Regions from separate parts of the Homo sapiens genome. Here region 2 is linked to region 1. A link is a loop called in an ENCODE intact Hi-C map of the cell type or tissue named here. Cell type or tissue: heart right ventricle. All regions are shown on one strand. Each heading gives the region's core, and the rest is flanking DNA. Links, peaks and the distances in the headings are about the cores only.

The links. A loop is a pair of places that touch in the nucleus more often than their neighbours do. Peaks named below come from ENCODE experiments on the same cell type or tissue, not always from the same donor. Only the 100,000 strongest peaks of a DNase experiment are listed, where the experiment ranks them.
Region 2: a loop joins it to region 1, with 9 times the contacts of the local background. A loop is called at or near these places in 67 of 110 quality-filtered maps.

The regions. Positions count from the first base shown.
Region 1 is chr19:15,621,012-15,638,151 of GRCh38, reverse strand. It overlaps CYP4F8 (cytochrome P450 family 4 subfamily F member 8), which reads right to left. Exons shown (of 13, transcript NM_007253.4): 6 at 15,812-15,933; 7 at 14,777-15,047; 8 at 14,387-14,453; 9 at 14,058-14,187; 10 at 9,717-9,850; 11 at 9,557-9,621; 12 at 9,309-9,391; 13 at 7,513-8,959. The coding sequence ends at 8,794. Among named protein-coding and RNA genes, the nearest start is that of CYP4F3, 11 kb to the left of the region's middle. RefSeq lists a silencer at 8,537-8,586. In heart right ventricle, for the core only: CTCF peaks have their summits at 8,483 and 8,683 (motif pointing left); a DNase peak (open chromatin) is centred at 8,671; H3K27me3 peaks cover 2,169 bases.
Region 2 is chr19:15,862,215-15,872,293 of GRCh38, reverse strand. It overlaps the pseudogene CLEC4OP and the pseudogene CYP4F36P. Among named protein-coding and RNA genes, the nearest start is that of CYP4F2, 31 kb to the left of the region's middle. RefSeq lists a silencer at 7,121-7,415. In heart right ventricle, for the core only: a CTCF peak has its summit at 3,061; no DNase peak of the experiment used is centred there; H3K27me3 peaks cover 1,976 bases.

The sequences.
Region 1 (17,140 bases), core at 6,720-11,719:
CAAGGAGAAGGAGTTTGAGACCATGCAGGAGGCATGCGGTATTGTGGATGTTCACCAGGCCTAGGTTTGGATACAGTTCTGCTATTTCCTGGCTGTGTGACCTTGGGCAAATCTCTCAACCTGTCTGCACCTTACGTATCTCATCTGTAGGAGTCATATGGTGGATGAAATGGCTGGTGGAGTTGACCCTGAATACAGCTAGAGCTGTGAGGGTTTTACAGTTGTGCCCCAGGGAGGTGAACTGACCATCGTGGGGGGGGGGGGCAATTCATCATCCTGAACAAAGGAGATTAATTACATGTATTATTTGCCTAAATATACTATGAAAGGATACAGAAAAAGTAAAAGTGTTTACCTTTGTAAAGACGGCGAGACTGGATAAATGAAGGGCATAGGTACAAGAAACATTTTTCACTGTGCATTTTATTTTTTACATGAGTGAATATATTTTCTGCCAAAAATATTGCATTTGAAAATTTAGCCACCAGCTGTCAAGGAGTCTCATCTGAATCACAAAAAGGAGGAGGTAGAGCAAGATGGCAGAATAAAATGCGTCATTGATCGTCTCCTCCACAGGAACGCCAAATACAACAAATATCCACACAAGAAAATACCTTCATAAGAACCAAAAATTAGGTGAGTGATCATGGTATCTGGTTTTAACATCATATCAAAAAAAGAGGTACTTTGAACTCATGGAGATAGAGAGTAGAAGGATGGTTACCAGAGGCTGGGAAGGGGAGTGGAGGAGTGAGGGGAAGTTAGGGATGGTTAATGGGTACAAATAAAGATAGAAAGAATTAATTAGACCTATAATAAGACCTACTATTTGATAGTACAACAGGGTGACTATAGTCAATAATAACTTAATCGTACATTTTAAAATAATGAAAAGAATGTAACTGGATTGTTTGTAACACAAAGGATAAATGCTTGAGGGGATGGATAATCTATTCTCCATGATTTGATTACTGTGCATTGCATGCCTGTATCAAAATATCTCATGTACCTCATAAACATATATACCTAGTATGTACCCACAAAAATTAAAAATTTAAAGAGGCACTAAAGAATGTACAAAAGACAGGTTTTTTTTCTTTTTTCTTTTTTCTTTTTCTTTTTTTTCTTTTTTTTTTTTTTTTTGAGACAGAATCTTGCTCTGTCACCCAGGCTGGAGTGCAATGGCACGATAGCTCACTGCAACCTCTGCCTCCCGGGTTCAAGCAATTCTCAAGCCTCAGCCTCGCAAGTAGCTGGGACTACAGGCTCATGCCACCACGCCCAGCTAATTTTTGTATTTTTAGTAGAGACAGGGTTTCACCACGTTGGCCAGGCTGACCTTGAACTCTTGACCTCAGGTGATCTGCCTGCCTCGGCCTCCCAAAGTTCTGGGATTACAGGAGTAACCCACTGTGCCTGGCCAAAAGAGTCTTAAATTGCCTACACTAACACTTCCCCATCTCCCAGAAGTGGCCTCATGGCTGGAGAGAGAATCTGGGTGCTTGAGTGGAGGGGAGAGAGCACAGTGATCATGGGACTTTGCATTGAAACTCAGTGCTGCCCTGTCACAGCAGAAAGCAACATGGGGTAGAATTTAGCCAGTGCCGACAGAGGAAGCATTTAGGCCAGCCCTAGTCAGAAGGGAATTGTCCATCCCAGTGGTCAGAACCTGAGTTCCAGCTAGTACCACCATTGCAGGCTAAAGTGCTCCAGGGTCCTAAATAAACTTGAAAGGCTACCACCTATGTTTGTTAAAGGCCCAAGGGCTCTACAATCAGTATGTGGTAAATCCAGCTACAAGGACTGCAATTCTGGAGCAAGTCCTGGTGCTGCGCTGGGCTCAGAGCCAGAGAACTTGGGGTGCACACAACCTAGTGAGGCACCAGCCAGGGCAGCCAAGGGAGTCTTGGCAAGCATCATCCCTCCCACAACTCCAGGCAGCACAGCTTGCTGCTCCAGGAGAGACTTCTTCCTTCTGCTTGAGGAGAGGCAGCTTGGATACCAGCTCAGCCACAGAAGAATAGGGCACCAGACAGCATCCTGAGGCTCCCATTCCACGCTCTAGCTCCCAGACAACATTTCTAAACACACTCTTGGACAAAGGAAACATGCTGCCTTGAAGGGAAGGACCCAGTCCTGGCAGGATTTACCACCTGCAGATTAAAGAGGACATAGGCCCTGAATAATCATCAGTGGTAGCTGGGTTGTACTTGTTGCAGGCCTTGGGTGAGACTCAGTGCCATACGGGCTTCAGGTGTGACCCAGCACATTCCCAGCCGTAGTGGCCACGGGGAGAAGCTCCTTCTGCTTGAGGAAAGGAGAGGTAAGAGTAAAGGGGACCTTGTCTTGCAGCTTGGGTACCAGCTTAGCCACAGTGGGATGGAGCACCTGGAGTCCCTGATTCCAGGCCACAGCTCCTGGACAGTATCTCTGGACCCACCAGATATGTGGGGAACTCACTGCACTGAAGGGAAGGTCACAAGGCCTGGCTAGATTTACCACATGCTGATTATGCAGCCCTTGGGCCTTGAGTCAACACAGGTGGTAGCCAAGCAGTGGTCACTGTGTGCCTTGGGCAAGACCCAGTGCTGTGGTGGCCTCAGGTCTGACTCAGCACAGTCCCAGTGGTAGATGCCACAGGGGTGTTTGTGTCAACCCTCCCCTAGCTCCAGACAGATCAGCACAGATCGAGAGAGAGACACATTTGTTTGGGGGAAAGTAAGGGAAGAGAAGAGTCTCTGCCTGGGAATCCAGGGAATTTTCCCAGATCTTACCCAAGACAACCAAGGCAGTACTTCTACTAATCTGCAAGAGTCCCAGCATTACTGGGATTGAGGTGCTCCCTGTGTAGATACAGCTGTGGTTATCAAAGACTTAGATTACTGCACTCAATTCCCTTTGAATATTTGGAAAGCTTTCCCAAGAAGGACAGGTACGAACAAGCCCAGACCACAAAGACTACAGTAAATGCCTAACTCTTCAATGCCCAGACATCAACAAACATTCACAAGCATCAAGACCATCCAGGAAAACATGACTTCACCACATGAGCTAAATACAACACCAGTGATCAATTCCAGAGTGACAAAGATATGTGACCTTTCAGGCAGATAATTCAAAATAGCTGTTTTGAGAATGCTCAGTAAAATTCAAGACAACACAAAGAAGGAATTCAGAATCCTATCAGGTAAATTTAACAAAGAGATCGAAATAATTAAGAAGAACCAAGATTGAAATAATTTAAAAGAACCAAAGAAATCCTGGAGCTGAAAAATCCATTTGACATACTGAAGAATGCATCAGAGTCCCTCAACAGCGGAACTGATCAAGCAAAACAAAGAATTAGTGATCTTGAAGACAGACTATTTGAAAATTCACAGTTAGAGAAGATAAAAGAAAGAAGAATTTTAAAATGAAGTAGGCCTACAGGATCTAGAAAATAGCCTCAAAAGGGCAAATTTAACAATTCTTGGCCTTAAAGAGGAGGTGGAGAGAGATCAGGATAATAACAGAACTTCCCAAACCTAGAGAAAGATATCAACATTCAAGTACAAGAAGGTTACAGAAAAGCAGGCAGATTTAATCCAAATAAGACTAACTCAAAACATTTAATAGTTAGGCTGAGCAGGGCGGCTCACACCTGTAATCTCAGCACTTTAGGTTGCCGAGGCAGGTGGATTGCTTGAGCCCAGGAGTTTGAGACTAGCCTGGGCAACATGGCAAAACCCTGTATCTACCATATATATATATTAGCCGGGCATGGTGGTATGCATCTGTAGTCCCAGCTACTTGGGAGACTGAGGTTGAAGGACGGCTTAAGCCCAGGGGGCAGAGGTTGCAGTGAGCTGAGATCATGCCTCTGCACTACAGCCTGAGTAACAGAGCCAGATCCTGTCAAAAAAAAAAAAAGATTAATAATTAAACTCCCAAAGGCCAAGGATAAAGGATCCTAAAAGCAACAGGAGAAAAGAAACAAATAACATACAAAGGAGCTCCAATATGTCTGGCAGAAGACTTCTCAGTGGAAACCTCATATGCTGAGAGAGTGGCATGACATATTTAAAGTGCTGAAGGGAAGAACTTTTATCCTAGAATAGTATATCCAGCAAAAATATTCTTCAAACATGAAGGAGAAATAAAGATTTTCCCAGACACACAAAACCTAAGGGATCTGCAGACCTGTCTTAAAAGAAATGCTAAAGGGAGTTCCTCACTGAAAGAAGAAGATGTTAATGAGCAATAAGAAATCATCTGAAGGTACAAAACTCACTGTAAGTACATAGACAAACACAATACTATAACACTGTAACTGCGGTATGTAAACTACCCATATATTGAGTAGAAAGACAAAAAATAGTTGTTATCTATTGCTTTGAAAATGAAATCTTTACCCCAAAACTTATTTGATGAAGTTACTCAATTTGTAACCAATGATACCTCAAACTGTCAACTTGTATGAAGACAATTCTTGCAACGTGAGACAAAGCACTTTTATATCATTTTGTAACATCACGCCATTTTTAAGAAATAGAGTGGTTTGAATACATAACCCAAATATTTGTTAAAACCACAAAATAATGTTTCATAAAATGATTTGATGTCATGGAAAGATGTTAACAGCATATCGTGTGAGTAGCCCAAATTAACAAAAATTTGAGATAAAATAGCATTTTTTGTTTGGGTAAAATTCACAAAACATAAAATTCACCATTTTAAAGGGTACAATTTAGTAGCATTTGGTATATGCACAGTGTTGTGGAAACTTCACCACTATCTAGGTCCAGAACATCTTCACCACCCAGCAGGAAATCCTGACCCCATTAGCACTTCCTCTTCCCACTTCCCCACAGCTCCTGACACCACCAATCTCCTTTCTGTCTCTATAGATTTGCCTATTCTGGACATTTTTTTTTTTGAGACAGAGTCTCACTCTGTTGCCCAGACTGGAGTGCAGTGGCGTGATGGCATGATCTCAGCTCACCACAACCTCCACTTCCTGGGTTCAAGTGATTCTCCTGCCTCAGCCTCCCAAGTAACTTGGATTACAGGCATATCCCATGACGCCCAGCTAATTTTTCTTGTATTTTTAGTAGCGACGGGGTTTCACCCTGTTGGCCAGGCTGCTCTTGAACTCCTGACCTCAAGTGATCTGCCTGCCTGGGCCTCCCAAAGTGCTGGGATTACAGGCATGAGCCACCACACCCAGATGGACATTTCTTATAAATAAATCATACACTATGTGACCTTTTGTGTCTGACTTCTTTCACATACTATAATGTATTCAAGGTTCATCCAGGTGGTAGTATGTATCAGTACTTCATTCCTTTTAATGGCTGAGTAATATTTCATTATACGAATAGATCACATTTTCTTTATCCATCCATCTGTTAATGGATATTTGAGTTCTTTCTACCTTTTGGCAATTGTGAATAGGGCTGCTATAAGCACGAATGTACAAGCTTTTTTGTTTGAACAACTGTTTTCTATTCTTTTGAGTATATAGCTAGGAGCTTAATATGATATCGTGGAATTGCATCATATAGTAATTCTATGTTTTAGTTTTTCAGAATCTCCAGACTGTTTTCCACAGCAGCTGCACCATTTTTACAGTCACACCAGGAATGGATGAGGGCTTCGATTACTCCATATCCTCTCCAACATTTGTTATATTCCCTTTTTTAGATGCTAGCCATCCTGTAGGTGTTGAGGTGACATCACGTTGTGCTTTTGGTTTGCATAATGGGAATAATGTTTAGCATCTTTTCATGTGCTCATTTGGCAGGAAAATAGCACTTGTAAACAAAATTACATGCAAATGTGATATGACACAGCTATATAGATGTAAATAAACATTTTCATATGTAAAAAGATCACATATGAATTAAAAACTGGAAGCATATGCAAGAAAATATAAACAGTGATTATTCTGACATTTTGAAATTATGGATGATTTTTATTTCTTGCAATTTCTTCTATAAGCATGCATTATTTATGAAACTTAAACTTTAAAGGGAAGAAAAATTGACTTTCAGCATAGAATATATTAAATAGTTATTTATTTCGTTTTGCAATGTTCCATTCTTATTTTGCAGCCAATAATCCTTCCAGGTTCCCAATCTATGGGCCCCTGAAAAGCGCTCAGTCCTTGGACTCTGCGCCCCGCAGGAGCCCCCTACAGTCAGACAGGGGAAAGTCCAGGTGCAGCCGCTGTCCCTGGTGCTGAAAGGGGCGGCCCCTCCCCCCCCCCGCCCGCCCCCCGCCCAGCCCACACCCTCTACCTTCCTCTCACTTGAAAACCTTCATGACCTGAACTTTTTAGACAGGAATAAATTCTGAGTCGTGCCTCTCTGGAAAAATTAATTTTTTCCGTTCTAAGCTTTGGGCCAACCTTTCACCAAAGTCCACTGTAGATTCTCGGATGTAATAACGGATATTTTGAGCACACAAAACATTCGAATGAATTTTCCTCAAGAGAAGGTTGCCATGCATCCCAAAGCTTGAAGCAACCTCTTGCGATTTTTTAAAATGTCAAAACTTCAAATGTGATGCAAAAAGAAGAGAAAGAGAGGCAATTAACCCTCATGGACCGCTAATACCCAACAGATGTGGCTCAGGGATGTTGTAGATACTGGCTTGTTCAGTCTTCCAGCAGCCCAATGAGGTGAATACTATTAAGTGGTAAACAAAACCAGGGCTACAGAGATAAACAAGTTTTCCCCAAGCCAATCAGCTAGTGAATAGCAGACTGGGATTCTGACATTTATAATACAACTTCAAGGTGATGTTTAGTACAATTCCAAGGGGATATGGATTATCTTAGCCCATTCAGGCTGCTATGACAACATAACTTACACTAGGTAGTTTATAAACAACAGGTATTTATTGCTTACAATTTTGGAGGCTGGGAAGTCCAAGATCAAGGTGCCTGCAGGTTCAGTGTCAACTAAGGGCCTGTTCCTCATAGATGGCACCTTGCACGTGTCTTTACATGGTGGAAGGGGCAAACAAGCTCCCTCAGGTCTCTGTTATAAGGGGTAATCTCACTTACGAAGGCAGAGCCCTCACAACTTAATCACCTCCCAAAGGCCTCCCCTCTTAATACCACCATATGCAGACTAGGCTTCAATGTATGGATTTGGGGGCTACATAAACATTCAGGTCACAGCATGGATCTAGGGTCATAGACCCTGACTGCTTCTAGCCATCTGCCCCATCTGCCCTAAATAGCAGTCCCTGTCCTCATGAGCCAAGATGGAGCTCCAGAGGCCACATCAATCTTGCAAGCAATTTGTTAAAAAGTCAAAAAATAGCAGATGTTGCCAAGGCTATGGAGAAAAAGGAACATTTATACACTGTTGGTGGAAATATAAATTAGTTCAGCCACTAAACTAATGGAGTGTGGAGAGCAGTTAGGATATTTCTCAGAGAATTGAGAGTTGAACTACCATTTGACCTAGCAATCCCACGACTGGGTATACACCCAAAAGAAAATAAATCATTCTGCCAAAAAGACACAAGCATCCACATGTTTATCGCAGCTCTAATCACAATAGCGAAGATGCTGAATCAACACAGGTGCCCATCAATGGTGGAGTGGATAAAGAAAATGTGTAGAAATACACCATGAAATACTATGCAGTCATTAAAAAGTACAAAATCATGTCGTTTGCAGCAACATAGATGCAGCTGGGGGCCATTATCCTAAGCAAACTAATGCAGGAACAGAAAACAAAATATTGCATGTTCTCACTTATAAGTGGGAGGTATGCATTGGATACACATGGTAATAAAGATGGGAACAACAGATCCTGGGGACTACTAGACAGGGGAAGCAGGGAGGGGGAAAAGCTGAAAAACTGCCTATTAGATACTATGCTCACTACATGGGTGATGGAGTCATTCATACTCCAAACCTCAGCATGATGCAATATACCTTTGTAATAAATTTGCATGTTAGCACCTGATTCTAAAATAAACATTGAAACTCAAGAATTTTTATTCTCACACCTGCAATTCTGGCACTTTGGGAGGCTGAGGTGGGCTGATCACTTGAGGCCAGGAGTTTGAGACCAGCCTGGCCAACATAGCAAAACCCCATCTGTACTAAAAATACAATTAGCCGGGTGTGGTGGTAGGCGCCTGTTATCCTATCTACTCAGGCGACTGAGTCAGGAGAATCACTTGAACCCAGGAGGTGGAGGTTGCAGTGAGCCACTGCACTCCGGCCTGGGCGACGAGAGACACCATGTCTCAAAAAAAAAAAAAAATCTTCCAAGCAGCAGGAAGGAAGAGGGGAGGACTGAGCAGACAGACTGTAGCAGCTTTCTCTTAAGAAAGGTTACCAGAATTACCACATAATCTTTGGCTTCTACACATGGGACAGCCACAGTCACTTAACCAATTGAGCTTCAAGAAAGGCTTTCAAATGTGATCTGTATTTCAGGCTGCTATGCACCTAGCTAAAAAACAGGGATTCTAAATTGGCAAAAATTTATATCAGAATACACAATTATTTTGGGGGGGAAAAAGTCTTTACTTAGACTCTGGGAGATCCCACCCTCAGCACGGGGCTCCTGTGCTCACCCAGAGAGGCAGTGAGTATCTTGGGCACAGAGACATCTCCCCGCCTCTTCCCAGCCAGGCCCTAGATCCCCGCAGTCCTCCAGCGCCCCCTACTGGCCATCCGCGGGACTGAGGCACAGGGGCCAACACAGATTTATTACCGGAAATCTGAAAAGGTAGTTGGTGCAAAGGTAGGTGATGCAAAGGTAGGTGGGTGGGTCACTGCAGGCCTCAGCCCAGGGGTTCTACTCGCAGCCAAAGTCCGTCCTCCGCACGCAAAACAATCTCCGGCGTCCTGCGTGGCTCCCTGTGGTCGGGCAGGATGCGGAAGCGCAGCAGCGTGAGCGCCAGGACCACCTTCATCTCTGCCATCGCGAACTTCTGCCCGATGCAGTTCCTGGGGGCCAAGGTGGAAGGTCTGACTGCACCCAGGACCCAGATCCCGGCCCCACTGCGCCAGGAACCAGGCCCGGAACCCCCAACCCCACCCAGATCACCTTGGGCAGACAGGGGGGAAGCTGGGTCTGGGACCCCCATGTGGGCTTGCATATTCCCAGAGCCTAGCCCAGACCCCAGCCCCAACTGAAACCAGACGGGGCAGGAGGCTCTGAGCACACCCTTTTTCCTAGGATCTTCTTTAAAACCCCTATCACAGAAACACGTGGTCCTACAAGTCAGGCATCTGACAAGGCAGCCATCTGTGCCACCCTCAGCCCATGCCCACCTCAGACACCCCCTGGCCTCACCTGGGCCCCGCCGAGAAAGGAATAAAAGCCATAGGTGACCTCTTCTGGGCGTTTTCTGGGTCGAAGCGGAAGGGGTCATAGACCTGGGGTGGAGGCAAGTTAAGGCTGCTGATGGGGCCTCTCAGGACACCCAGCCACCCCCACATAAAACAGATGTGGGTGGAGTAGAGAGGGAGTATCTGGTTTTCCGGGACAAGACCCCTCCCCCGACCAGGCCCGGGGGATGGAGAAACAGGGAGGGGCAGCACCTCAGGGTCTGGCCAGACTGAGGGGTTGTGATGGATTGCGAAGATGTTGATGTTACAGACATTCCCTGTCGTGCAGGAGAGGACAGTAAGAACAAGGTCCGAGCTGCCTGCTGGGACCACCGCCCTGCCCAGGACCCTCCTCCCCTGCCATGGAGGGCACCTTTGGGGATGACTCGGCTGTCTGGGAGCACCACGTCCTGGGTGCAGCCGCGGGCGAATGTAGGGATTGGGGGATGCAACCGCAGGCTCTCCTTCAGGCACATGGTCAGGAAGGGCAACTGGGCCAGGTCGTCCCTAAGGAAACACCCAACAATTATCCAGAGAGCATACACGGCCCTCCTGCTGCCCCTGGAGACCCTCTCACCACCTCCCTCTGACCCTCAGTCCTATAACAAAATTAATTCCAGAAGCAACAAAGATGTAAGCATTAGAAAACCAAAGTCACAAAACTACTAGAAGAAAAGTTGACCTGGTGTTTTTAGAGGTATTTCTGAGCAAAACAATATTCAGAGGGTGTCTCTTAAAAGTATTCATTCCGGCGGGGTGCAGTGGCTCACTCCTGTAATCCCAGCACTTTGGAAGCCTGAGGCAGGAGGATCACTTGAGGTCAGGAGTTCCACACCAGCCTGACCAACATGGTGAAATCCCATCTCTACTAAAAACACAAAAATTAGCCACGCATGGTGGTGGGCACCTGTAGTCCCAGCTACTCAGGAGGCTGAGGCAGGAGAATCCCTCGAACCTGAGAGGCAGAGGTTGCAGTGAGCCGAGATCACTCCACCGCACTCCAGTTTGGGAGGCAGAGCAACTCCATCTCAAAAACAAAAGTGTTCATTTGTTTGTGTGAAAAAGTATTTAAAATTATATAAAGAGGTAACAAAAGCAGGAAAAAAACATCTCTACAAAGGGCTTATAAAGTTATTTGAATAAATAATCTCCACTCCACACTGTAGGGTGGGATGACCATATGTTGTAAAGGTGTCAATTATTTCTAAACTAATCAATATACTTCATGCAATTAATAAAAATCTAGCTGGATTCTTTTTGGAACTTTGAAATCTTATTCTAATTGAAGGAATTTTAAAGTTCATCAAGGGCTAGGTCAATTTTTTTTTTTTTTTTGAGATGGATTCTCACTCTGTCACCCAGGCTGGAGTGCAGTGGCCTGATCTCAGCTCACTGCAACCTCCACTTCCTGCGTTCAAGCGATTCTTGTGCCTCAGCCTCCCAAGTAGCTGGGATTACAGGTGTGCACCACCACACCCAACTAATTTTTGTATTTTTAGTATAGATGGGGTTTCACCATGTTGGCCAGGCTGGTCTCAAACTCCTGACCTCAAGTGATCTGCCTGCCTCAGCCTCCCAAAGTGCTGGGATTACAGGCATAAGCCACCATGCCCTATCCAAGCTAGGTCAATTTTTAAATAAAAGATTGAAGAAGGAGAACCCAAGCTTCCAGATATTAAGAGATATTACAAATGCATACTAATAAAAATAAAATAATTTTAAAAAAACTGTGGGACTGCTGCAAGAACAGAAAAACAGATCCATAGAACAGAGTAGAGAGCTCAGAATCAGGCCTGTGAATAGGGGGAAACTTAACATCTGCTAAAGGAAGGTCCACACGCCCCTGGAGAATGGATAGTGTGGTGGAAGTTGTTCAGACCACTGGAAATGTGGGAACAGAGAGAAACAGGTTCTTGTCTACTGCATATACAAGGTGGAGTCTTTTCCTTTATGAGAAAGGTAAAATTATAATGTTAAAAGATGATAACATAGGAGAAATTTTTGTGACTTAAGAGTAGGAATTCTTAAAACCCCAAAAGCTTAAACAAGATAAAATATAAAGGATAAATACGCATGCAAATTAAGGATTTCTGTGCAGTAAAAGATACAGTGGACCCAATTAACATTCCAATGAGAGATAAGAGATTCAGAGAAGATGCCTAAGATAGATAGATAGATAGATAGATAGATAGATAGATAGATATCCAGAACAATATCTGAATATGTTAGGAATTCCTGCAAATCTACAAGAGAACGAACAGGTAACCCAAGTGAAAAGTAGACAAAGGATTTGATCTAAGAATTCATGGATGCTCAAACATGAGAAATGTAAGAGGAGATGCGCAAAGTCACTAGCTGTCATAGAAATGGAAGCTAGCTGACAACGAGGTACCACTTCACATCTATTCGAGGCTAGAATGGCCAAAGGTAGGTGTTGCCAAGGGTTGGCTGAGGTGTGGGTAGAGGGGTCACATGCACTGACAGTGGGGTGCACAGAAGCTGCCAATATGGAAGGCAACCTCCAGGACATGGCCAAGGAAAGATGTGTGTTTTACAGCCCAGCAAGCTGGTTCCCAACTGTAGATCCCAGAGAAATTATCAGACATGCAGATAAAGAGATATGCACAAAGATGGTCATTGCACTGGAGAGATAGAAGCAGTCCAGGTATCCACTACAGAACTGAAGAGAAAAGGACTAGATCATAGCTAAAAGCAAGAGAATAAATGTACTTAGAACCACGGTGCTGCAAATCATAGTGCTACATTTATATAGCACAAATCATAGCATGCAACCACGGTGCTGCAAACGTAGCACAAATCATAGTGCTATATTTCTGAAAAGGTAAGAACCAGCACAACATCTGTGAAATAAAAACATATATAGAATTTTAAAATGTATCCACCCCAACAACAAGTTTTACAGATAAAAGTATCCACCATTTTGTAATCATACTGATGGAGAGCTGGAAGGAGAGATTTGAGATAAATGGGAAGAAATACGTATTGTATAGAAAAATGACGAGAATTTGCCATGAATTGAAGAGCATCGTTAACTCAAACATTAGCACCTAAGGTCCAAAAAATTTATTAATTAACATTTTCAAAAGTATTTGTCAAACTGGCTAACCTGATCACAGAGTTCAAATGGAAAAAAATAGGAACTCGAGGGAAAAAAAACTGTAAACACAAAGTAATGAGACAGAACAAACTCTACCAAATATTAAAGTGTTTTTAAAAGTAGACTTCATGCTGCTCATGTAGGACTACATAATAAATGGAACAAAATGAAGGCAACAAATAAAACCATATATATACATACATGCCTAAGATAGGCATATATATATATGGTTTTATTTGTTGCCTTAAAATACATATATATATAGTGTATACACTATATATAGTATGTGTGTGTGTATATATATATACACAAACACTATATATATATACACTATATATATACACTATATATATATATATACACACACATAGTTTCTTGTGAATTTGTTGTTATTTAGAATCATGACACAAGGACAAAATATTCATTAAACTTGGTTGGGACAATTAGACATTTGGAGAAAAAATAGATTCCAACATAGATTTCAAAGGGAAAAATTTCTAAATGTGAAAAATATTGATAAAATGTTAAACTTTTAAAAATATATAAGCCTATTAAAATAAGTCAAACAAGAGTTTTGCATTTTACTATTAGAGTATAAAATGGTTTTTAAATATTTTTTTAAGAAACACAAACAGGAATTATAAAAGAAAAAATTAATAAATTTGGTGACAAATAAATGAACCAAAAATAAAAATAAAGTCCAAGACAATGCGAGGCAACATTTTGCATAACAGAAAAAAGAAATAATTTTCTTAATATGTAAAGAGTTTTTATAAGTAAATAAGAAAACTAGTACGACCCAAAGTAGAAAAAACAAATTACGCAAAAACTGACTTCACAGAAAAATAGATATGGATGGCTCATCGGCAGGTGAAAACAGTGCTCAACTTTACCCACATTTAAAGTTATGTTCATTAAAATAACAAAATATTATATTGCATCTATCAGATTGGCAAATGTTTTAGTTTCATAATAGGCACTTCTGGGGAGGTTATGAGGAAATTTGGTATTCTCAAAATCTGTGTATAGCAGTAGATTTCCCAAGAGCTATTGAATTGTAAAACTCAAATGGTCTTTGGCTCAGCAGTTGCACTTCTAGGAATCTGCTCTACAAAGATGACATGTCAGCAATGATCATCGTACACCGATATTCAACACATCATGTCTTTTATACCAAAAGGCTGGAAAGTATAAAAACACGCGTTGATAAGAGAATGTTTTGATAAATCATAATATTAGATTGGTCCAAAAGTCATTGCGGTATTTGCCGTTAATTCTCCAAGCAGCCCTGTGGGACAGCAATTCCCCACACCCCCAATTTACAAAGGAGAAAAGTTGTTCAGAAAAGGGAATTGATTTTACTAAGCTTGCATAGCAAGTTAGTGGGGAAATAAATATGGACTCCCAGACCATTCTGTCCCCAAAGCATGCAATGTTACCCTTGCTAGCCTGTTTCTGGGCTCTACTCCTATTCCCACTAGGCAACAATGGCAGAATCATCAAAAAGATCCTCCCCTTTTCCCCCACCTGGGGAGAAGAACCAACGAGAAGGACTCAGAAAGGCAGAAAGGCAGAGCCACCAGCACCTGCACTCACCATTCAATCTCTTTAGGCTCACGGTCCTTCAGAAGCTCTTGCACCTCCTGCCGGCAGCGTTCTTGGTATTCTGGGTGCCTCGCGAGGTTGTACAAGACCCAGGAGAGGCCACTGGCCGTGGTGTCATGGCCTGAGGGTCAGCCAGGCAGGCTTGAGTCTCTGGGCTGCTTCAGCACCCAGAGGGTGGACAGCGCCCATACATTGAGGCTCTCAGGAAGGTTGAGGGGAGGGGGAGGTTGGGCAGAATGAAGTGATTCAGGGCCGGCCCTCCACTTCCCTGGAGTGGAGAGACCCCTGTCCCCACTGTAGCCCCAGACTGGGACACTCACCTCCAAACATGAAAGTGTCAGCTTCTGCTCTTATGTCCTCATCTGACAACTCTTTACCATTTTTATCCTGGAGACAAGAACCCCAATCACACTAGTTCTGGGGTCACTGGAGTCTAAACTGAAACAGTCTCTGAAGACCCATTATCCCAGAAGGATCCCTCCCTTGTCACCTCCAGATCTACCCCCACATGCTTCCTTCCGACCTCCTGTTTGTTCTTCCCAGGAAGCTTTCTATGCAATCACCTCTAAAATTTATCTGACTTGTCCCTCCCTTCTTCGAGCACCTTCCATGGCTCCTTAGTGCCCTCTGTATCAAGTCCGGTCCTTCAATCTGACATTTGACCTGAAGCTCCATTTTACCTCTTGAATTCAGATCCCAGAGAGGCCCACCTCGCTCAGCAGGAGCACATCAATAAAGTCCAAAGTCTTGGACTTGGCCTTGGCTTGGAGGAAGTCATCAACACCCTGGCTAGTGAGGGTGCGGCGCCGCTCCTGGATGACGGCATCTGTGAAGTCGTGCACCAGTCTGCAGGCCCTGTGGAAGCGCCGTCCACAGGGAGTGAGGAAGTACAGGAAGTCCTTGTACCGGAAGAACTGGTTATTCCGTTTCACTACAAGGGCACTGAGCTCCATGATCGCAGTAATATATTCACTGGGCTTCCTGCAGGGCCAGTCCAGAGAGAGGAAGCAGCTCCTTACCCACATGAAAGCCTGGGAGCACCTTCCAGCCAGAATCCCAGGACCACATTCCATGCAGAAAGGGGTGTCCTGCAAGCGCACTTCACTCTCTGCCTCCCACTCTCTGTGAGCTGCCTCCTGCCCCAGGTCCCCAGGGCACAGCTTGGCCATCATGGGCATCTCCTCTCTCTGTCTTATAAAACATCTGCTCCTGCCTATTATTACTCAGTTTCTCCCAAATCTGCCCCATTTTCTCCACCAAACTCAGACCTCCTCTCCCTGGCATCCTTGCATGCTGTGTCTACATGACAGTCAATCTTCCATAGAGTCCCATAGAGTCCAGTGTCCAAGCTCAGTACTGACCATGTCTCTCATCTGCTCAAACACCTCCATGGCTCCTTAGGAACCTTGGATAAAATGCATCTCCCTTTGTCTGACTTTTCAAGATCCTTAAGATCTAGTTAACTGCCAACCCCTCCACCTTCATTTCCAAGTGTCTCCCAACTGCCTGTTGCACATGCTCTGTTCATCTTAGCCTCCTTGCCTTGACCCAAACAGTTCCACTTGTTTGGAGGAAACTTCTCTTTCTCTCGCTCTCTCTCTCTCTCCTTCTCTCCTTCTTTGTCCTTCAATGCCTAGTTCTCATCATCTCTCCAGGAAGGCTCTTCTTGTCTCCCTGGGCTTTGCTCTCCCCACACCCACACCCCCACTCCATCCCATGTTCCCAGGCCCTGGGCAAGAACTCACTCCTGACAATTGCTGTCAAAGCTGAAGATGCATTTCTGCAGACTGTCCAGGGTCATAAGGCTGATGTGCTCAAACACATCCAGACAGGTGCTGCCCTCCATGGCCAGGCGTTGCCACTTGGCCTGGCCAGAGAAGGGAGCAGGGCTGGGGCCAGGCCTTGGCTCCTCTGAGTCCCCCTGCAACCCCAACCACCAGGATGGACTCCCCCAGAGGCATGCTCCTGGTTTTCTGTCCCAGACCCCCATCCTCAGGGAGGACTACGCTTGGGTGAGAGTGGAAGCTGTTACTATTAGGAGATGAAGATCCCATGGCTGGGTTCAAGCCCCAGCTGTGATTCCTAAGCTGTGTGTACCCTTGGTCAACTCACAGCCCTCCTCTAGGTCTCACCTGTCAAATCCTCAATAGCAATCAAGATGACCTGCTTTGATGCCAGGGAGCCAGGCTAGAACCCCTTTTCCCCCACTCTTAGACTCACTGACAAGCTGGGTGAACTTGGGAAATCTCTCTAACCTCTCTGGCCCTCAGTTTCACCATTTGTCATGGCATGGGGGAGAGGGTGGAAAATATCCTCTACTTCACAAGGCGGTGTAAATTAAATGAGACCACATACACCATGGAATAGGCATATTACATCATTTCTGTCATATGATGAGTTCTCAATAAATATTATCTTGATTCATCTTCATTGTTATAAATTGATTACAAAAAGTCCCTGTGATCCCCCTGAACATTTTTTTCTGAGCATGCCAAGAATGCAAAACTCTGAAGTTTTGTTGTTGTTGTTGTTTGTTTGTTTTGTTTGTTTGCTAGTTTTTGAGATGGAGTCTCGTTCTGTTGCCCAGGCTGGAGTGCAGTGGCACAGTCTTGGCTCACTGCAACCTCTGCCTGCTGGGTTCAAGCAATTCTCCTGTCTCAGCCTCCTGAGTAGCTGGGGTTACAGGCACGCACCACCACGCCCTGCTAATTTTTGTATTTTTAGTAGAGACAGGGTTTTGCCATGTTGGCCAGGCTGGTCTCGAACTCCTGACCTCAAGTGATACCAATGTGCTGGGATTACAAGCATGAGCCACCACACCCGGTCAACCCTGAGGTTCTTAATCTGGGCTATTTCTCAGCATTGTGTTTGCAGAGAACAGCCTTGGGGTATAAGGTAATGGCTCCTCTGGGACACACGTTAGGCTTATTCTGCTTGCTCTAAAAGCTGATTCTCTAAGCCTAATGCTCCTCCCCATCATGCAAATATACTACATGGCAGGCATCTATAGAAGCCCACCTTATCACCCCAGGGAATTTGGGTGGCTTAGAGAAAGGATCCAAACCAACAAGATG
Region 2 (10,079 bases), core at 1-5,000, 240 kb before region 1:
GGCATGAGCCACCACACCCAGCCTAAAATAGCATTTTTAAACAAAAATATTGCACGTAAATGTAATAAATTTAGATATTAATAAGCATTTTCCCAGATAAAAAGATTACATATAAATAAAAAACCTGGACGTGTGAGAGAATATTTACAGTGCTTATTTTGACATGGGATTGTGGATAACTTCTATTTCTTACTTTTGCTTACTTGTCTTTTTTATGGGAATATTCATCATTTTGGAATGAAAAATTTAACTATGAACTCTAAAGGCAAAGAGAAATGAATGTGACATAACTTAGGCTATATATCTAATGTATATTTATTTCATTTTGCAGCATTGCTTTTCTATTTTGCAGACAGTAATCCTCTCAGAGCTGTGCCTGGTTTGGGGGATGGTGCCAGGATGGGGCCAGGATGCGGGTCTTGGGCACAGTCAGAGTCCTCTCATCTGCCCGCAGGATCTGCATGGGGCAGGTGTTCGCCGTGGCCGAGATGAAGGTGGTCCTGGCACTCACGCTGCTGGGCTTCCGCTTCCTGCGGCACCACATGGAGCCCGGCAGGAAGCCAGAGCTGATCATGCATGCGGAGGGCGGACTTTAGCTGCTGGTGGAGCCACTGAGCTGAGGCCTGCAGGGATCCACCCTAACCCCACCCACCCACCTTTGCAGATTCCCAGGAATAAAATGTTTGTCACCTCTGCCTGAGTCTCATCTAAAGCCAGCAGGGGCTGCTTGGGGACTGCAAGGATCCAGGGTGTGTGTGGGTGGAAGTGGGGCAGGGTCTCTGAAGCCAAGACCCTGACTGCCTCTCTGGCTGACCACATGGATCGCAGGTTCAGAGCCCAACAATGGACTTTATCATGTGGGCAATAAGGAGCTATGGGAGGTGCTTGAGCAGGAGAGGGACCAGGTTTTAGGATGGATTTAAGGGGCAATATTGAGGCTCTGAGTCCCTTTCTCTTCTGGGTCCCTGATGCTGCACAGGCAGCCTGTCCAGCAGATGCTACCTGAGCACCCCTCCCTCCCAACTGTGTGCCAGGTGCTCTCATAAGAGTGTCGGGGGGAAGGTGCATCCCCATCCTTTCACCTCTAAGTTCCTCCTCCATTCCCAGCACAGGCCTCCCTGGCCCATTTTTGGGGGGGTCAGGGTCAGGGTCATCCCTTTTGGCTCTAGAGATTCAAAGCCAGACCACTGGATGCAAACACCACCCAAAGGCATGGGATCTGGAGCCGGACTGCTTGGGCTCAAGCCTCAGCTCTGCTGTGTGACTTGGGCAAGTTAATTCCCTTCTCTGTGCTTTGGTTTCCCAACCATATAATGGAGACAACAGCACCTACGTCAGACTCATCCCAGGGACTAAATATAAGGGGCTCAGAGCTGTGCCACTTTATAGAAAATGCACTATAAACGTGGCCATTATTACTTCCTGCCTCAGAAAGCCTGGCTCTTGCAGATCTCAAAAGGTCTTTTGAGACTGTTATTTGTGTATCTTGGAAATCAATGGCAACAATTTTTTTTTTTTTTTTGAGACAGAGTCTCACTCTGTCACCCAGGCTAGAGTGCAGTGGTGTGATCTCGGTTCACTGTGACCTCTGCCTCCCGGATTCAAATGATTCTCCTGCCTCAGCCTCCTGAGTAGCTGAGATTACAGGTGCACACCACCACGCATGGCTGATTTTTGTATTTTCAGTAGAGATGGGGTTTCACCATGTTGTCCAGGCTGGTCTCGAACTCCTGGCTTCAAGTGATCTGCCTGCCTTAGCCTCCCAAAGTTCTGGGATTACAGGTGTGAGCCACCATGCCTGTCCGGCAAGAATTCTTTTTGTTTCTTTGTTTTGTTTTGTTTTTTGTTTTGAGACAGAGTCTTGCTCTGTCACCCAGGCTGGAGTACAGTGGCACAATCTCGGCTCACTGCAACCTCCGCCTCCTGGGTTCAAGCCATTCTCCTGCCTCAGCCTCTGGAGTAGCTGGGATTACAAGCGCGTGCCACTACGCCCGGCTGATTTTTGTATTATTAGCAGAGACGGGGTTTTGCCATGTTGGTCAGGCTGGTCTCGAACTTCTGACCTCCTGATCTGCCTGCCTCGGCCTCCCAAAGAGTTGGGGATTACAGGCGTGAGCCACTGCGCCTGGCCAAGAATTCTAACGTGTGCTCATTGAATGAGCTCTGCCTGCCCTCTCTGCTGTGCATATAGGAGGCGCTTCTTTTTTTTCTGAAAGCGATGGGGGCACATGGAAGTGCAAGGGGGTGGGAGCTGAAGGAAACCTCAGTGAATGTCTCCCAATAAGATCCTGCTACAAACATTTATCTCTTAGCATAAGGGACTCGGCACCACTGATCCCTGCAGACCCCTCAAACCTCCTTCCCAGCTGCTCTCCCTCCCTCTCTGCACTTGGCCGCCCTGGGCTCAATTCTGATTCCCTAATAGACTCTCTGTTCTTCTCTCACAGCCTTTGGATTTGCGGTTCCCTGTGCTTGGAATGCTTTTCTCCCAGCTCTTTTGTGACTGAGTCTCATCTGATTCCAGGATTGGCTGAAATGGCACCTTTTCATCCAAGCTCTTCCTCCTCTATCTAAACAGCCCCCCATCCCAGATAATTTTTATCCCATGATCAGTTTTTGTCATAGCATTTTATTGCTCTGAGAGAGTGTTTGTTTCCTAGTTTATTGAAAGCAGATAGGGTACGCAATCCTTTATCGTTTGTCTTCTTCATCGAGCTGCAAGTTCCATAAGGCAGAGAGATCTCTTTTGTCCTGTCTGTTCTTGTTCTGTTTATTCAATTATAGTAGATTCTGTTAGAGCTCTGCCTGTAACTCTTTGCATATTGCTGTTGCAATATTTACTATCCTGTCTTCCAACTGCCAACGTCTCTTTGCTGCAGAGCTTCCTGTAGCTGGATCTCACTCTGCCTCTCAGACAAGCCCAGAAGTGTTGGGAAATTAACCTCTCATTGATTGGTTCTTAACCAAGGACTGATGGTTGCTGGCAGATGAATCCTTCAACCCCCCACCCTCCAGCCCTTTTCCTGGAATAACTCAGTGCATTCCCTACACTGTCCTCTAGAGGTTCCCAGTGAACCGCACCCCCTCTCCGATTAAGGCTCACACTTAACAATAGGCCCAACACCAGGCTCTTTATCTCAATCTGCTTCTGGAGACCCATCTAAGACACCTGCTTGAAGAGAGCCTAGACATAATTCAGTAAATATTTCTCCTTCTCTCCCCTCCCCCGCCCCTTCCTTCCCCTCTCTAATGACCAATAATGTTGAGCATCTTTTCCTGTGCTTCCCAGTGTTTAAAACAGCATTTTTAGCCTGGACGCGGTGGCTCACACCTGTAATCCCAGCACTTTGGGAAGCCGAGGTGGGTGGATCACTTGAGGCCATGAGTTTGAGGCCAGCCTGGCCAACATGGCGAAACCCCATCTCTACTAAAAATACAAAATATGTAGCCAGGCATGGTGGCACACGCCTGTAGTCTCAGCTCCATGGGAGGCTGAGGCAAGATAATCACTTGAACCTGGTTGGTGGAGGTTGCAGTGAGCCAAGATTGCGCCACTGCACTCCAGCCTGGGCAACAGAGTGAGACTATCTCAAAAAATAAAATATAAAATAGCATTTTTTTTTTTTAGATGGAGTCTCACTCTGTCAACAGGTTGGAGTGCAGTGGCGTGATCCCCCTCCACTCCCCTCCTTTTGTTTTTGCTCTTTCTTTTTTCCTTCCTTTCCTTTCCTTTCCCTTTCTTTCTTTCTCTTTTTTCCTCTTTCTTTCTTCTTCTATCTCTAGCTCTCCTTCCTTCCTTCCTCCCTCCCTCCATCCATCTCTCCCTTCTTCCTTCCTCCCTCCTCCCTTTCTTTCTTCTTTCTTTCTCTCTTTTTCTTTCTTTTTTCTTTCTTTCTTCCTTCCTTCCTTTCTTTTTCTTTCTTCTCTCTCTTTCTTTCCTTCTTTCTTCTTTCTCTCTCTCTCTGTCTCTCTCTTTCTCTCTCTCTCTCTCTCTTCCTTTCTTTTCATCTCACTCTGTCGCCCAGGCTGGAGTACAGTGGTGCAGTCTTGGCTCTCTGCAACCTCTGTCTCCCGGGCTCAAGAGATTCTCGTGCCTAAGCCTCCTGAGTACCTAGGATTACAGGTGTGTGCCACCACGCCTAGCTAGTTTTTGTATTTTTAGTAGAGACGGGGTTTCGCCATGTTGGCCAGGCTAGTCTCAAACTCTTGGTCTCAAGTGATCTGCCCGTCTCAGCCTCCCAAACTGCTGGGATTATAGGTATGAGCCATCACCCCCAGCCGGTTCAGTAAACATTTCTGAATAAATGACAAACACGATCAACACTAGTACCACACGATATCGCTATTTATTTGTCAGAAATATTGCTTCTAAACTTCTCCCCAGACTCACCCCCAAGAAGTTGGCTAGAACTTGAGCAGTTGTCCTTTAATTGCGATTTATTTCATGAACAGGTAACATATGATTTTAACGTGGTTGTCATAAGGAAGTGCTGATAGGCAAGGTATCTGGGAGTGACGCTGACACAGTTGGGTCCCAGTCGGACTGTGCTTCTGTATGATAAACTCCAATTGTATAGTTCATTTGTGCTTTCAAAAGGTACTTATTAAGGCCAGGCACACTGCACTCCATCTTGGGCAACAGAGTGAGACCCTGTATCTTAAGAAAAAAAAAAAAAAAAAGGACTCACACCTGTAATCCCAGCACTTTGGGAGGCCGAAGCGGGAGGATCACTTGAGGTTGGGAGTTCAAGACCAGCCTGGCCAACATGGTGAAACCTCGTCTCTACTAAAAATACAAAAATTAGCCGGGTATGATGGTGCATGCCTGTAGTCCCAGCTACTTTACTAGGGAGGCTGAGGCAGGAGCTTTGCTTGAACCCGGGAGGTGGAGGTTGCAGTGAGCTGAGATCATACCACTGCACTCCAGCCTGGGTGACAGAGTGAGACTCTGTCTCAAAAAAAAAAAAAAAAAAGATATTTATTAAGTGCTTAAGCCTGTGTAATAGTTGTCTATTACTATGTAACAAGTCAGCCCCCCACCAAAACATAGTGACCTAAAACAACAAATATCAGGATTAGGGCATTATATTTCAATACATTGGAATTATTTAGAAGACTGTGATACTCAATATAAATATGAGAAAGAGTCTCACTCTGTTGTTTTTGTTGTAATTGGTTTTTGGGATTTGCCAAAAATTATTTGCCAAGGCTGATGTCAAGAAGGATGTTTCTTAGGTTTTCTTCTAAGATTTTAATACTTTGAGGTCTTACATTTAAATCTGTAATTCATCTCGAGTTAATTTTTGTACATGGTGAAAGGTCAGGGTCCCGGTTCATTCTTCTGCACATGGTTAGCCAGTTATCCCACGAACATTTATTGAATAGGGAAGCAGCCAACAAACAAATGAAAAAATGTTCCTCTTCGTTAATCATCAGACAAATGCAAGTCAAAACCACAATAAGATTCCATCTCACACCCGTCAGAATGGCTGTTACTAAAAAGTGAAAAAAAAAAAAAACAACCAAATACTGGTAAAATTGCAGAGAAAAGGGAACACTGCTGGTGAGAATGTAAATTGGTCTAGCCACTGTGGAAAGCAGTTTGGAGATTTCTCAAAGAACTTTAAACAGAGCTACCATTTGACCCAGCAATCCTATCAGTGGGTATCTACCCAAAAGAAAATACGTTATTCTACTAGGTAGACACATGCACTTGTGTGTTTACTGCAGCACTACTCACAATAGCAAAGATGTGGAATCAGCCTAGGTGCCCATCAACAGTGGATTGGATATTTTTTTCCTTTTTTGAGATGGAATCTCTCTCTGTTGCCCAGGCTGGAGTGCAATGGTGTGATCTTGGCTCACTGCAACCTCCGTCTCCTGGGTTCAAGTGATTCTCCTGCCTCAGCCTCCCGAGTAGCTGGGACTACAGAGACCCACCCTCACGCCCAGCCAATTTTTGTATTTTTAGTAGAGACAGGGTTTCACCATGTTGGCCAGACTGGTCTTGAACTCCTGACCTCAGGTGATCTGTCTGCCTCGGCCTCCCAAAGTGCTGGGATTACAAGTAGGAGCCACCGCACCTGGCCTGTATTCATTTTTTTAAAATATCATTTTACGTTCAGGGGTACATGTGCAGGTTTGTTACACAGGTAAACCTGTGTCACGGGAGTTTGTTCTACAGATTATTTTTGTTACCCAGGTATTAGGCCTAGTACTCATTAGTTATTTTTCCTGATCCGCTCACTCCTCCTACCCTCCAGCCTCCAATAGGCCCCAGTGTGTGTTGTTCCCCTCTATGTGTCCGTGTGTTCAAATCATTTAGCTCCCACTTATAAGTGAGAACATGTGGTATTTGGTTTTCTGTTCCTACGTTAGTTTGCTTAAGATAATGGACCCCAGCTCCATCCATGTTCCTACAAAGGACGTGATCTTGTTCTTTTGCATGGCTGCACAGTATTCCATGGTGTATCTGTACCACATTTTCTTTATCCAGTCTATCATTGATGGGCATTTAGGTTGATTCCATGTCTTTGCTATTGTGAATAGTGCTACGATAAATATTCTCATGTGTGTGTCTTTATGGTAGAATGATTTATATTCCTTTGGATGAATACTCTATAATCAGGTTGCTGGGTCAAATGGTAGTTCTGTTTTTAGCTCTTTAAGGAATCGCCACACTGCTTTTCACCATGGTTGAACTAATTTACACCCCCCACCAACAGTGTATAAGGATTCCGTTTTCTCTGCAACCCCCTGCCCCCAGCATCTGTTATTTTTTGGCTTTGTAGTAATAGCCATTCTGACTGATGTGAGATGGAATCTCATTATGGTTTTGATTTGCATTTCTCTAGTGACCGGTGATGTAAAGATTTTTTTTTCATATGCTTGTTGGCCACATTAAAACTACAAGTAGCTACCTAGCTGGGGAGATGAATGAAAGCTGTTGGGAAATGTCATTGTCCTCGGTGTCCAAGAAAAGAGTCACACAAATCATTTCCTCGGTTGAAATGTCCACCACTTCATCGTGAGAAGCCAAGAGCACTTTTCATGCTAAGCTGTGAGAAGCAGAGAGTGGCGGTGGGGGTGTCAGTACAGGGATCTGAGATTCCGTTCTCTGTTGCTTTGTGTTTCAGTCACCTTGGACAGAAATCAGCTTTGCAGAGGAGACTTGGTGCCCACTGCCTCCTGAGCTCAGAGACCCAGGTCCTCTTTCCGGCTGTGTTAACAGATGACCAGATATCTCAGGATCTCGGGCCACACTCTAAGCCAGGAAGGAGGAGCAGTGTAAGAGACTTGAAGGGGAGTGTTTCCTTCCAAGGGCTGGGTGGAGTTTCCCAGAAATAAGCATGTAGAGTAGGAGCATCTCAGAGCAGAGTGAGCTGCGGTCATGATTGAAGGCAGGGATGCTAGCAGCAAGGACCCCAAAGAATTATCAGCATTGGGGCCCAAACTTCCCCCCAGGCTGGGGGAAACTGGTGAGTCAAGAAGCTGGGACCAGAAACCCTTTTATGTGCAATTAAGAGCTTGGTGGGCCAGGCGCGGAGGCTCACGCTTATAATCCCAGCACTTTGGGAGGCCGAGGTAGGTGAATCACAAGGTAAGGAGTTCAAGACCAGCCTGGCCAACAGGCGAAAACCCGTCTCTACTAAAAAATACAAAAAATTTAGCTGGGTGTGGTGGCGGGCGCCTGTAATCCCAGCTACTTGGGAGGCTGAGGCAGGAGAATCTCTTGAACCCTGGAGGCGGAGGTTGCAGTGAGCTGAGATCGTGCCACTGCACTCCAGGCCGGGTGGTAGTGCGAGACACCATCTCAAAAAAAAAAAAAAAAAAAAAAAGAGCTGGGTGCTGGGTTGCCCCTGCACTCTAACCATAGGCAGGAGAAAGAGAGGGCATGGAGTTCCCATCTTTCTGAGGCTTCCTCCTCATTACTCCACATCCCAGAGGGACAGGCTTCTTTTTCTAGTCTTTTCTGAGTCCTCAACATCCGGTGCATTCAGCAGGGGTCCCAGAAGAGCACGGGGGATTCAGCGATTTCCCTGCAGCCTGAGAGGAGTCTCGGGCATCTAAGGAAAAGAGAGTGGGTATCCCTGAAGGGAGGGGAAGCTGACCTGGTTTCCACCCAGGGCAACGGGCACAGAAGCCCCATGACAAGACCTGGAAATGCCGGGCGCGGTGGCTCACGCCTGTAATCCCAGCACTTTGGGAGGCTGAGACGGGTGGATCACGAGGTCAGGAGATCGAGACCATCCTGGCTAACACGGTGAAACCCCATCTCTACTAAAAATACAAAAAATTAGCCGGGCGCGGTGGCGGGCGCCTGTAGTCCCAGCTACTCGGGAGGCTGAGGCAGGAGAATGGCGTGAACCCAGGAGGCAAAGCTTGCAGAGAGCGGAGATTGCGCCACTGCACTCCAACCTGGGCGACAGAGCAAGATTCCGTCTCGGAAAAAAAAAAAAAAAACAAAAACAAAATAAAATAAAAAATAAAAAAAGACCTGGAAGTATCTCTGCCCGGTGGTGTCTCTGATCCTGCTTCTCCTGGTTGTTCTCCTCAGTGTGCTTCTGTCCAGAGGTAAGGCGGCTGAATCAGGGGGACCAGGTGGCCCCGGGACAGCAGCCATGAGGGCTCCCAACCTGTAGGGTGGGTCGGATTCGGAAACGCTGGGATAGGGGTGGAGCCGGAGGGGCTGCTGGTCGTGTCCCTGGGGGTGACCATGGTGACACAGGAGGGAGCTGACCTCCTCACCAGCCTCAGAGGGAGGCATGCGGGGGTGTGTATGAACTGAAGGAGCAGAATCATTAGCGAGCAGGTTTGAGTCATTGGTGAGCACCTCCCCTAAGCCCAGCCCTGAGCTGGGATTAGAACCTCCAGGCTGCCTGCATTCCCTAAACAGTCCAGACACACTGGAATGAAATTCCCTCCTTACTACTCACTAGCTGGTTGCTTTTAGACAAGAAACTTTATGTCCCTGGGCCTGGGTTTTCTCATCCGCAAAATGAGTGGAACATTTCAGAGCTCCAAAGTGCCTTGCCCTGGGGCTGGAAGAAAGTCTTGGACTCTGGGAGTTGGGGGAACACAGAGAAACCCCAGGGAGGTTCTTTGAGTGAGGGGAGCGTCTAGAACATGCTGCTGGCGTCTCTCCCCAGTCTTGAGGATGACGAAGGATGTGCGGGATGAAAAAGGTGAGTGGGCGTCCAAGGAGATGCCCCGCCCCCCGACCCTTAATCACATCTCCCAACCCGCAACTCTGCCAAGACCTTTACCAGCGCGTTCTCTTTGGGTCTCTCAGTGACACCGGGGCTGGCAGACACCGGACATGACCGGGACTTCATTCGGGGTGAAATGTTCAGGCAAATAAAGGTTGTCCAGGCACGCAATGGTGAGGAGTGGGGAAAGGGAGGTGGGGGAAGGGCGGGGACTCTGCTCCTTTCGGCACTGGTGACGGGGGCTTCCTGTAGCAGGGATCTCGGAAAGGCAGCCCAATGCCCGGGGGATTCTTGGGTCTTTTTAGTGCTAGCGGAACATGGAGAAAGTTGAGGTGACATGGTCAGACCAACGGATAGTGAAGGGATACCAGAAAAGTAAGGCTTTGAGGACAGTGAGACCTGCTCTGCAGGTGTGGCTGTGTGCAACCGCGGGGACAGCCCCTTTAACCTCTCTCAGCCTCAGTTCCCTCAGCTGCAGAATCGGGGGGAAATGAGCAGTGTCATTCTCAAGAGTCATTGTCAGGATTCAGAGCCTCCTCTTTTCTTTTTCCCTCCCCTCCCTTCCCCCTTCCCCTCCCCTTCTTCTTCCCCTCCCCCTCCCCCTCTCCCTCCCCTCCCCTCTCCCTCCTCCTCCCTTCCCCCTCCCCCTCCCCTTCCCTCCCCTCCTCTTTCCCTGGACTATGTTGCCCAGCCTTGTCTCACATTCCTGGGCTCAAGCGATCCTTCCACTTTGGCCTCCAAAAGTGCTGGGATTACAGGTGTCTGCTGTAAATCTACCTCTGACCGGAGCCTCCACTTTAAATCACCACATCAGTGTGCTGCAAAATACAGTGGGTCCTCTGCAGCCTGTCAGATGAATGCAGCGAGTTT